Regions from separate parts of the Homo sapiens genome. Here region 2 is linked to region 1. The links are chromatin contacts, found by Hi-C in ENCODE. All regions are on one chromosome and are shown on one strand. The core of a region is the stretch at or near the end of the contact, and the rest is flanking DNA. Distances in the headings are between cores, read along the strand shown. Region 1 has its middle 5.7 kb from the start of FOXJ2. Region 2 holds the start of COPS7A (COP9 signalosome subunit 7A).

Evidence for each region. Hi-C counts contacts between places; a loop is a spot of excess contacts on that map. Pooled maps may share reads with other maps.
Region 2: a pooled map shows a loop between it and region 1 (10-fold over the local background). The contact joins the promoter of COPS7A here to the enhancer-like site in region 1. A Hi-C loop is called at or near these places in 5 of 50 pooled maps.

The regions. Positions count from the first base shown.
Region 1 is chr12:8,024,717-8,029,346 of GRCh38, forward strand. No RefSeq gene overlaps it. Among named protein-coding and RNA genes, the nearest start is that of FOXJ2, 5.7 kb to the right of the region's middle. RefSeq lists an enhancer at 2,100-2,289. Within about 2 kb of position 2,420, at least 41 of the 41 ENCODE cell types and tissues checked have a DNase peak (open chromatin) inside an H3K27ac peak, as active enhancers do.
Region 2 is chr12:6,722,190-6,726,819 of GRCh38, forward strand. COPS7A (COP9 signalosome subunit 7A) reads left to right here and starts at 1,857. Exons shown (of 8, transcript NM_001164094.2): 1 at 1,857-1,990; 2 at 2,425-2,629. The coding sequence starts at 2,468. RefSeq lists enhancers at 1,782-1,991, 2,022-2,161, 2,292-2,511.

The DNA.
Region 1 (4,630 bases), core at 1,170-3,669:
CTAGGCTGGGTGCAGGGGTTCATGCCTGTTATCCCAGCACTTTGGGAGGCCGAGGAGGGTGGATCACGAGGTCAAGAGATCGAGACTATCCTGGCCAACATGGTGAACACCCGCCTCTACTAAAGATACAAAAAAATTAGTTGGGTGTGGTGGCATACCTGTAGTCCCAGCTACTTGGGAGGCTGAGGCAGGAGAATCGCTTGAAGCCAGGAGGCAGAGGTTGCAGTGAGCCAAGATCACGCCACTGCACTCCAGACAGAGCAAGACTCTGTCTTAAAAAAAAAAGGAAAGAAAAACTCCGGACTAGAAAAAAAGTGTACATCATGCTAAGGAAGCAAATGATTCCATAACTAACATAGTATAGATGATACCTCTCAAGCTCTCAAATAATTTCTTCCTAGTCTCTTGCCTCAGATTGTAGGATAAACACTTTATGTTCCATTCACTGAATGTAGAGGACATCTTTTCACTAATCCCACCTATCTTTTCAATTTTTCCAGGAAGGTAGGTTGAGGGGAAATCTGCTTTCAAATTTTAAAGGCCTCAAGGTGTTAGGAGGAAAACAGCATTTTCTCATGGAAGTAGCATCTCAGGTAGGTTTGTGAAGTAGCATCTCAGGTAGGTTTGTGAAGCAGATCTACTTCAAGTCTCGCATTTTTAGGATTTTTCCAGCATTATTTTTTTATTTATGAGACGGAGTCTCGCTGTGTTGCCCAGGCTGGAATGCAGTGGCAACATCTCGGCTCACCGCAACCTCGCCTCCCTAGTTTAAGCGATTTCCGGCTAATTTTTGCATTTTTTAGCAGAGACTGGGTTTCACCATGTTGGACAGGCTGGTCTCGAAATCCTGACCTCAGGTGATCCGCCCGCCTTGGCCTCTCAAAGTGCTAGGATTACAGGCGTGAGCCACCGTGCCCAGCAGTGTACTTTATAAAAGTCTTCTCCCTCTGGTTTGGTTCACATCATCAGTTGACTACCTACTATGTATCCGACACTGCCGGGCACCAGAGATAAGATGTAGTTCTCAGCAAGGCGCGGTGGCTCACGCCTGTAATCCCAACATTTTGGAAGGCTGCGGTGGGCGGATCATTTGAGGTCAGAAGTTCGAGACCAGCCTGGCCAACATGGTGAAACCCCGTCTCTACTAAAAATACAAAAAACATTAGCTGGGCGTGGTGGCGGGCGCCTGTAGTCCCAGCTACTCGGGAGTCTGAGGCAGGAGAATCGTTTGAATCCCGGAGAGTGCAGTGAGCCGAAATCACGCTTCAGCCTGGGTGATGGACCGAGACCCTGTCTAAAGAAAAAAAATGAATAAAAAAAATAAAAAAAGATGTAGTTCTCTAACGAGGAAGGCTTCTGTATGTGATTAATGCCCTTCATTCAGAGAAATCTTTACAGTTCTTTTCACCTGCATCTACTCTCTCCAACTATTATACGAATGGTTTCTAACCCAACTGCTTGAATACTGTGATCCAGGGTCAGTCTTCAGCTTTCTAATATTAGAGAAACTTAGTTTTCCCTGTCCTTGTCTAAAGGCAGGGTGAAACCCTTTTCCTTTCCTCCGTGTCATTCATTCTCTTATGTAACGTAAACAAATGGGAAGTCTGGGACCAAAGGCTCATAAGAATTTAATTATCATGCAGATTCCAGAAAGCCAGTGTACACGCAGACTTCGGAGGCAGTAAACAGGAAACCATCGATCCCGTGCAGGAAATGACCTTGTTTGAAGGCAACGAAGGTGTCGCGGATTTCCCTCGTTTTCCTTCAGTTCCTTTCTAAACTCATTTCCGTGTTTCAATCAGTTTGGTCCTTCTCTACATTAACAGAGTCCCCCCGGCCCAGAGAGAATGGCAAACAGACCCTTCCCTTTAGTGGACATTTTTATGTCTTGTTTTACATCACTGCAAATCTCAGCCAATCAGTAGTTGGGGTAGGAGGTACCAAAATAATCCTCACTTCCTCCCCCAAATACCACCCCTCGCGTGCGTCATCCTGTGATAGATTACCAACGCAGCCAATCAACAAGCGATCTTGGGCCGGGCCTACCCGAACCCCAGCCAATTAAGAGGAAGATGAAGAATTGGGGCGGAGGATGGAAAACTTGCCACCTCTTTTGGAAATGATTTGAAGAGGTGCGTCCGGAACGAGGGAAACTTACGACTTTTGCTAACGATCGCGGCGTGCTGTGTATCTCCTGTGCCAGTTCTGTCTCCCCAAGACCCCACCCCAAGATGGGCCCCATGGCCCACGTACCCGGCCCCCAGTTTCAGTAGGACGTGTCCTTATCCCTGAGGTCCTCCAGAAAGGAACCCAACCCCAATGGCCCGTGCTTCACACGCTCCTCCCCGCGCCGGTGGAGTAGGGGGCAGGAGAGACCTGCTGCCTCTGGCGCCAACCTTTCCATTCAGTGCGTCTTTCCTGCCTAGCCCACGTTCCCGGGCCGGAGCTGACACGGGGGTGGGAGGAGCCGAGTGCTTGCTCGTCTTGGGCAGAGGCGAAAGCTTCTTAAGGTGGAACAGGAATGTTGGGCTGCTGGGCCTCTACCGCTGGGATGTGCCGGCCCCTGCTTCCCAACCTCGCCTCCCAGTTTTTCATCTCTTGTTCCCTGGCTCCAGTCTAATTTTTAGGGGAGTGGAAATCAAACAGGCTGGGAAGAGGATAGAAAAATAACGTAGAAAAGCTGGGCGCGGTGGCTCACGCCTGTAATCCCAGCACTTTGGGAGGCCAAGACGGGCGGATCACGAGGTCAGGAGATCGAGACCACCCTGGCTAACACGGTGAAAACCCGTCTCTACTAAAAATACAAAAAATTAGCCGGGCGTGGTGGCAGGCGCCTGTAGTCCCAGCTACTCGGGAGGCTGAGGCAGGAGAATGGCGTGAACCCGGGAGGCGGAGCTTGCAGTGAGTCGAGATCGTGCCACCGCACTCCAGCCTGGGCGACAAGAGCGAAAACTCCGTCTCAAAAAAAAAAAAAAAAAAAAAAGGAAAGTTAACGTAGAAAACTGTAAATAATAAACAGTTATGTAAAGGAAATACAAACTATACAGATAACTTCACCTTTATGATTTAATATCTTGCGTTCTATTCCCCCCATTACTTTTTATTTTTTCAATTCCCATAGAGTCAATGGTGACCCCATTATCTTTTAAAGTAGCAGTTAGAATTTTTCTGATGGTGCAAATGTAAGCTCATATTTTGTCTGATAAATATTACTAAATGAATCGTTTCTATGTTGGTTTAGTTTCTCTCTAATAGACCTGACTAGAGTCATTAAAAGAGGTCAGAACTCTGTGTCTAGTGGCGGCAGGCTACCCCCTACTCCGTTGATCACAGGTCCCCAGGAATCTGGAAGAGTGGAGATGCGGTCTTGGCTGTGGTTCAGTTGTCTCATTTGTAAATGGGAATAACATTTCCCCACCTCGTAGGTTTAGTGTCAATCCTAAAAGACCTAGTGTAAATGAAAACATTGTAATCTGAAAGGTGTAAACAGACATTAGGTAGTATTACACATACAAAGCATATAATAATAGTAAACATAGTCCTAGCTATGTTCCAGCATTTTTAAACAGTACTTTAAATTTAATTTTTATTTTTTGAGATGGAGTCTCCGATCTGTCGCCCAGGCTGGAGTGCAGTAGCGCGATCTTGGCTTACTGCAACCTCTGCCTCCCAGGCTCAAGCGATTCTTCTTCCTCAGCCACCCGAGTAGCTGGAGCTACAGGTGCGTGCCGCCACACCCGACTAATTTTTGCATTTTTAGTGAAGACAGGGGTATCACCATATTGGCCAGGCTAGTCTCGAACTCCTGACCTCGTGATCCGCCCGCCTCAGACTCCCAGTGTTGGGATTACAGGTGTGAACCACCACGCTCGGCTAAACAGTACTTTTTAAAAAATTGTTTATCTTGTAATAATTCAAACACACACAAAAGTAGAGAAAATAAGATTTTTTTTTTTTTGAGACAGTCTCATTCTGTCACTCAGGCTGGAGTGCAATGGCACGATCTCAGCTCACTGCAACCTCCGCCTCCCGGGTTCAAGCAATTCTCCTGCCTCAGCCTCCCGAGTAGCTGGGATTGCAGGCACCTGCTATCATGCCCAACTAATTTTCATATTTTTGTAGAGACGGGGTTTCTCCATGTTGGTCAGGGTGGTCTTGAACTCCTGACCTCAGGTGATCCACCTGCCTTGGCCTCCCAAAGTGCTGGGATTACAGGCATGAGCCACCACGTCTGGCCCAGAGAATAGCATTTTAAAAAAACTGTTGTAAAAAGCAACATTCGTTCAATCTTTCATCTATCATCTGTACTCCTCTCCCCCATTACTTGATTATTTTGAAGCAAATTTCAGGCATTTCATGTCTAAATACTTTAGTATTCATAAATATTCATAAAATGGTAATTCCATTAGCACCTAAAGTATACAATAATTGTTTGATATCGCCCTCAGTATTGGAATTTTACCAGTTGTCTCATAATATTTTTTCCAGTTGCTTTGTTTTAATCAGGATCCCTCAAAAGGTCTACATATTGTATTTGATGGACATGTCTCTTGGTCCACATATATTGCATTTGGTTGATAAGCCTCTCAGTCTCTAGGTCCTTCCTCCTTCAGGCATTTAACTAAATATA
Region 2 (4,630 bases), core at 607-3,106, 1.3 Mb before region 1:
AAAATAAATAAGATAAAAATTTGAACAATCGAGGCTGCAGTGAGCTGTGATCGCATCACTGCACGCCACCCTGGGCAACAGAGTGAAACCATGCCTCTAAAAAAAAAAAAAAAAAAAAAAAAAAAAAAGTAAAAAATGAACAAATAAAGCACTTGGCGCAAAATAGAACAAATACGGGTTATTTTCTCATCCCTTCATCTTACATGTTTTTCCCTTCTCTCTAAAAATGATAAGCTTGGCCGGGCGCAGTGGTTTACGCCTGTAATCCCAGCACTTTGGGAGTCTGAGGCGGGCGGATCACGAGGTCAGGAGATCGAGACCATCCTGGCTAACACGGTGAAACCCCGTCTCTACTAAAAATACAAAAATTAGCCGGGCGTAGTGGCGGGCGCCTGTAGTCCCAGCTATTCGGGAGGCTGAGGCCAGAGAATGGCGTGAACCCGGGAGGCGAAGCTTGCAGTGAGCCGAGATCGCGCCACTGCACTCCAGCCTGGGCGACAGAGCGAGACTCCGTCTCAAATTAAAAAAAAAAAAAAAAGATAAGCTTGGGGCGGGGAGGGGTGGATGCAAAATAATAATAATAATGTTTGGACTCATTAATTCCTTGCTTCCTTCAAACTCTGAATATTTTATTATGCCTTTGATTCCTTCTACTCACTTTTGTTTCACCTTTTCCATTCATTTCTTCTTCTCCTCTTCCTCCTTTCTCTTTCCTTTCTGTGTTTCTGCTTATTTTCTATCACAAACCAAAATATGCGGACCATAAACTGCATCTGCAGTTCCTTTAGCCCTAACAGACTACGAGTCCTATTTCTCTTTATCTTTCTCTTTTTCACTTTCTTGTCTTTCCATTACTTACAAGTTTCTTAATTTTCCTGAGTTCAGTTTTTCCATCTGGAAAGTGGAGATAACAATTACTAGATCGTTGTATCAGATGAATTAAGTAATGCTCATGGCTTAACACAAAGGCCAAGATGTCATTAACTTTACCCTCACTTGACCTTCTGCAAGCCTGTTGTGAAATATAAAACACTATAGAAATGTTAGTTGTTTTTGTTTTTATTAAAGTATCATATTGAAGTAGAAAGATGGTTTTGAGTTTGAAAAGCTCCAGATAAATCCTTGGATTTTTATGAGCCTCAATTTCCTTTTCTGTAAAATGAGAACCACATAGGGTTTTTTCCTCCCCAAGAAATTAAGAGTCCATGTACTGAAAGCATCATTCTACAAGTATTAATACATATGTAGTAATCATGGTAGAGGGTGTCCTGAAGTCACAGGGGAATATTTGTGAGGATTCAACGGAATAAAATTTTAAAAGATGTCTGACCAATAGTAAGCACTCAATACATGTTAGCTTTATTCTCTCTTTTATTTTTCTCGCTTCTTTTCTCCTGCTCTTCAAAAAAGTGAGTGGTTGAACCACCTAGGTGATCTCTGCTGCTAAACTTCTATTATTGATTTTTGTTTGCTTCCTCTCTGCCCCTTGTTTCCTCATCCCGTTTTTTTCCCTCTTCTTCACTCCTTCCGTTACAGCTTTTCTCTTGCCTCAGGTACCCAGTGCAGTCCTGATCTCCAGCTCTCCAGCGGCTTAGAACAGACACAGAATGGGCCGGGACCAGGGACCCACCAGAGACGTCTGTAGTTAATAGCTGGCGCTCTTCCACTAATAAAGTTTTATTGAAATAAAGCATTTAAAAAGGCGCCCGTCATTCTTCCCCCAGCGACCAATCGAAGAGTAGAATGCCTGCGTCCCTCACTGGAGCTTCAGCGGTCGGAACGCGGGGGTGGGGCATGTCCTGCCGAAATTTGCGTCCTTAGAGCGGAAGTACGGCCGGAAGCCCGCCATAGAGTTTAGTGGCCAGAGCGACTCTTCAGGGAGGTGGCAGGAAAGGCTTGGAACAGCTGCCGGAGGTGACGGAGCGGCGGCCCCGCCCGGTGCGCTGGAGGTCGAAGCTTCCAGGTAGCGGCCCGCAGAGCCTGACCCAGGGTACGACGAAGCAGTCGGCGGGAGCCCACGGTCGCTGGGCGGTGTCTTTAAGGGAGGGGGCGGAGCCACGTGTAAGCTTCAATGGGGGTGAGGTCACGTGGTTGTGGGCGCGTGCGGGGCAGCAATGGAGAGCTGAGGGAGCGTCGTCAGGGTGGACACCATGCGACACCCATTTCTCCTTTGCATCCTGTGTCTTGGGGTTCAATGGGGTGCACGTGATGGGGCTTGGGGTTAGGCCCAGGGGAGGGGGTGGGTGTGGCAGCCTTGCGAAGTGGCTGACTTTAGGATTCCTAGATCAGAATTTTAGACCGCTCCATGTCTGATTCCTCACCGCAGAACCGACTTAGTGCCTTTACAATCCAGTCCCTCAGCCTTGTGCTTCCCATCCGACCAGCCATCGGGGACCTCTAGCTTCACATCCTCTTTCCTTGCAGCTCTGGACATCCTGAGCCCAAGTCCCCCACACTCAGTGCAGTGATGAGTGCGGAAGTGAAGGTGACAGGGCAGAACCAGGAGCAATTTCTGCTCCTAGCCAAGTCGGCCAAGGGGGCAGCGCTGGCCACACTCATCCATCAGGTGCTGGAGGCCCCTGGTGTCTACGTGTTTGGAGAACTGCTGGACATGCCCAATGTTAGAGAGGTGGGTTGCTGGCTTGAATAGCCCTCAGAGAAGCGTGGGCAAAGGTTTGAATTTGAGAATGGGTGGGCAGGGCTCATTTTGTGATCCAATAACCATTCAGTTGAACAAGAAAACAGTGATAATTAAATGCCAACTTGCAGAAGTAACCAGTGAACAAGCAAACCAGCTCTCCTTTGGAGATAAGGGATCTGTAAAGCCCACTATTTTTCATTTTAAGCAAAAGAGCATCCTATTCAGAATAGGAAACCTGATTTCCAGCCGGTCTCCACCAGTGTAGTAGCTGTTAATTCTCATGTCACCTTGATCAGGTCACTTTTGTTTTAGGGCTTCAGCTTTCTCTTTTTTTTTTTTTTTTTGAGACGGAGTCTTGCTCTGTCACCCAGGCTGGAGTGCAGTGGCGTGATCTCAGCTGAGTGCAAGCTCTGCCTCCTGGGTTCACGCCATTCTCCTGCCTCAGCCTCCTCAGTAGCTGGGACTACAGGCGCCCGCCACCATGCCCGGCTAACTTTTTTGTATTTTTAGTAGAGATGGGATTTCACTGTGTTAGCCAGGATGATCTCGATCTCCTGACCTCGTGATCCGCCCGCCTTGACCTCCCAAGGTGCTGGGATTACAGGCTTGAGCCACCGCACCTAGCCAACTTTCTCTTTTAAAAATGGAGACAATACTGCCCCTCTCTGTTGTGGGAATAAAGTGAGATTATGGGAAAGTGTGAAGTCTGGTACAAGTGGAGAGTGAACATGTTAAATTAGCATGCCCTTTTCTTCCCTATGTGCAGCATATGCTAATCTATTCAAGTTAGCTAAGGGAGAACGTGTCTTTTTCCCAGAGACACATGGCAAACTGCTAGGAACACAGCAGAGAGAACCGTTCACACAAAAGTGGCAGAGTTAATTTACAATCAGAGGAGGCAGCCTGAGTCCTGACATGCTGACAGTGGTATGTGGGTAAACTGAGCTAAGTTATTTGGGGCCTGTGGTTTAACCTTTTGGATCACTCTGTGATATGGAGAAAACTGGCTGACTTTTCCCTGCTTTCATCTGCAGTGGAACTAAAGAGTATCAATCAAAGTGATGAAAAAGAAGCACTTGGCTGGGTGCGGTGGCTCATGCCTGTAATCCCAGCACTTTGGAAGGCCAAGGCAGGTGGATCACCTGAGGGCAGGAGGTGAAACCGATATGGCAGAATCCTGTCTCTGTTAAAAATACAAACAGGGCTGGGCACGGTGGCTCATGCCTGTAATCCCAGCACTTTGGGAGGCTGAGGTGGGCGGATCATGAGGTCAGGAGATGGAGACCATCCTGGCTAACATGGTGAAACCCCGTCTCTACTAAAAATACAAAAAATTAGCCGGGTGTGGTGGCGGGCGCCTGTAGTCCCAGCTGCTTGGAAGGGTGAGGCTGAGGTTGCAGTGAGTTGAGTTCGAGCCACTGCATTCCAGTCTGGGCGACAGAGCGAGACTCCATCTCAAAAAACAAGACAAAAACGAAAAACAGGGCCAGTCATGGTGGCTCATGCCTCTCATGCCTGTTCTCAGCACTTTGGGAGGCCGAGGTGGGTGGATCATGAGGTCAGGAGTTCAAGACCAGCCTGGCCAAGATGGCAAAACCCCGTCTCTGCTAAAAATACAAAAATTAGCCGGGCGCGGTGGCAGGCGCCTGTAATCCCAGCTACTCGGGAGGCTGAGGCAGGAGAATCACTTGAACCTGGGAGGCAGGAGGTTGCAGTGAGCCGAGATTGCACCACTGCATTCCAGCCTGGGCAACAGAGTGAGACTCTGTCTCAAAAAAAAAAATAAATAAATAAATAAAACAAACAAAAGCTCATGTATCCCAGAACTTAAAGTATAATTTAAAAAAAAAAAAAAGGGAGGCGGAGGTTGCAGTGAGCCGAGGTCGCGCCACTGCACTCCAGCCTGGGTGACAGTGTGAGACACCATCTCAAAGAAAAAGAAAAAGAAGCACTTATTAAGTGGCTCTTTACTACCCTTCTTATGGTCTG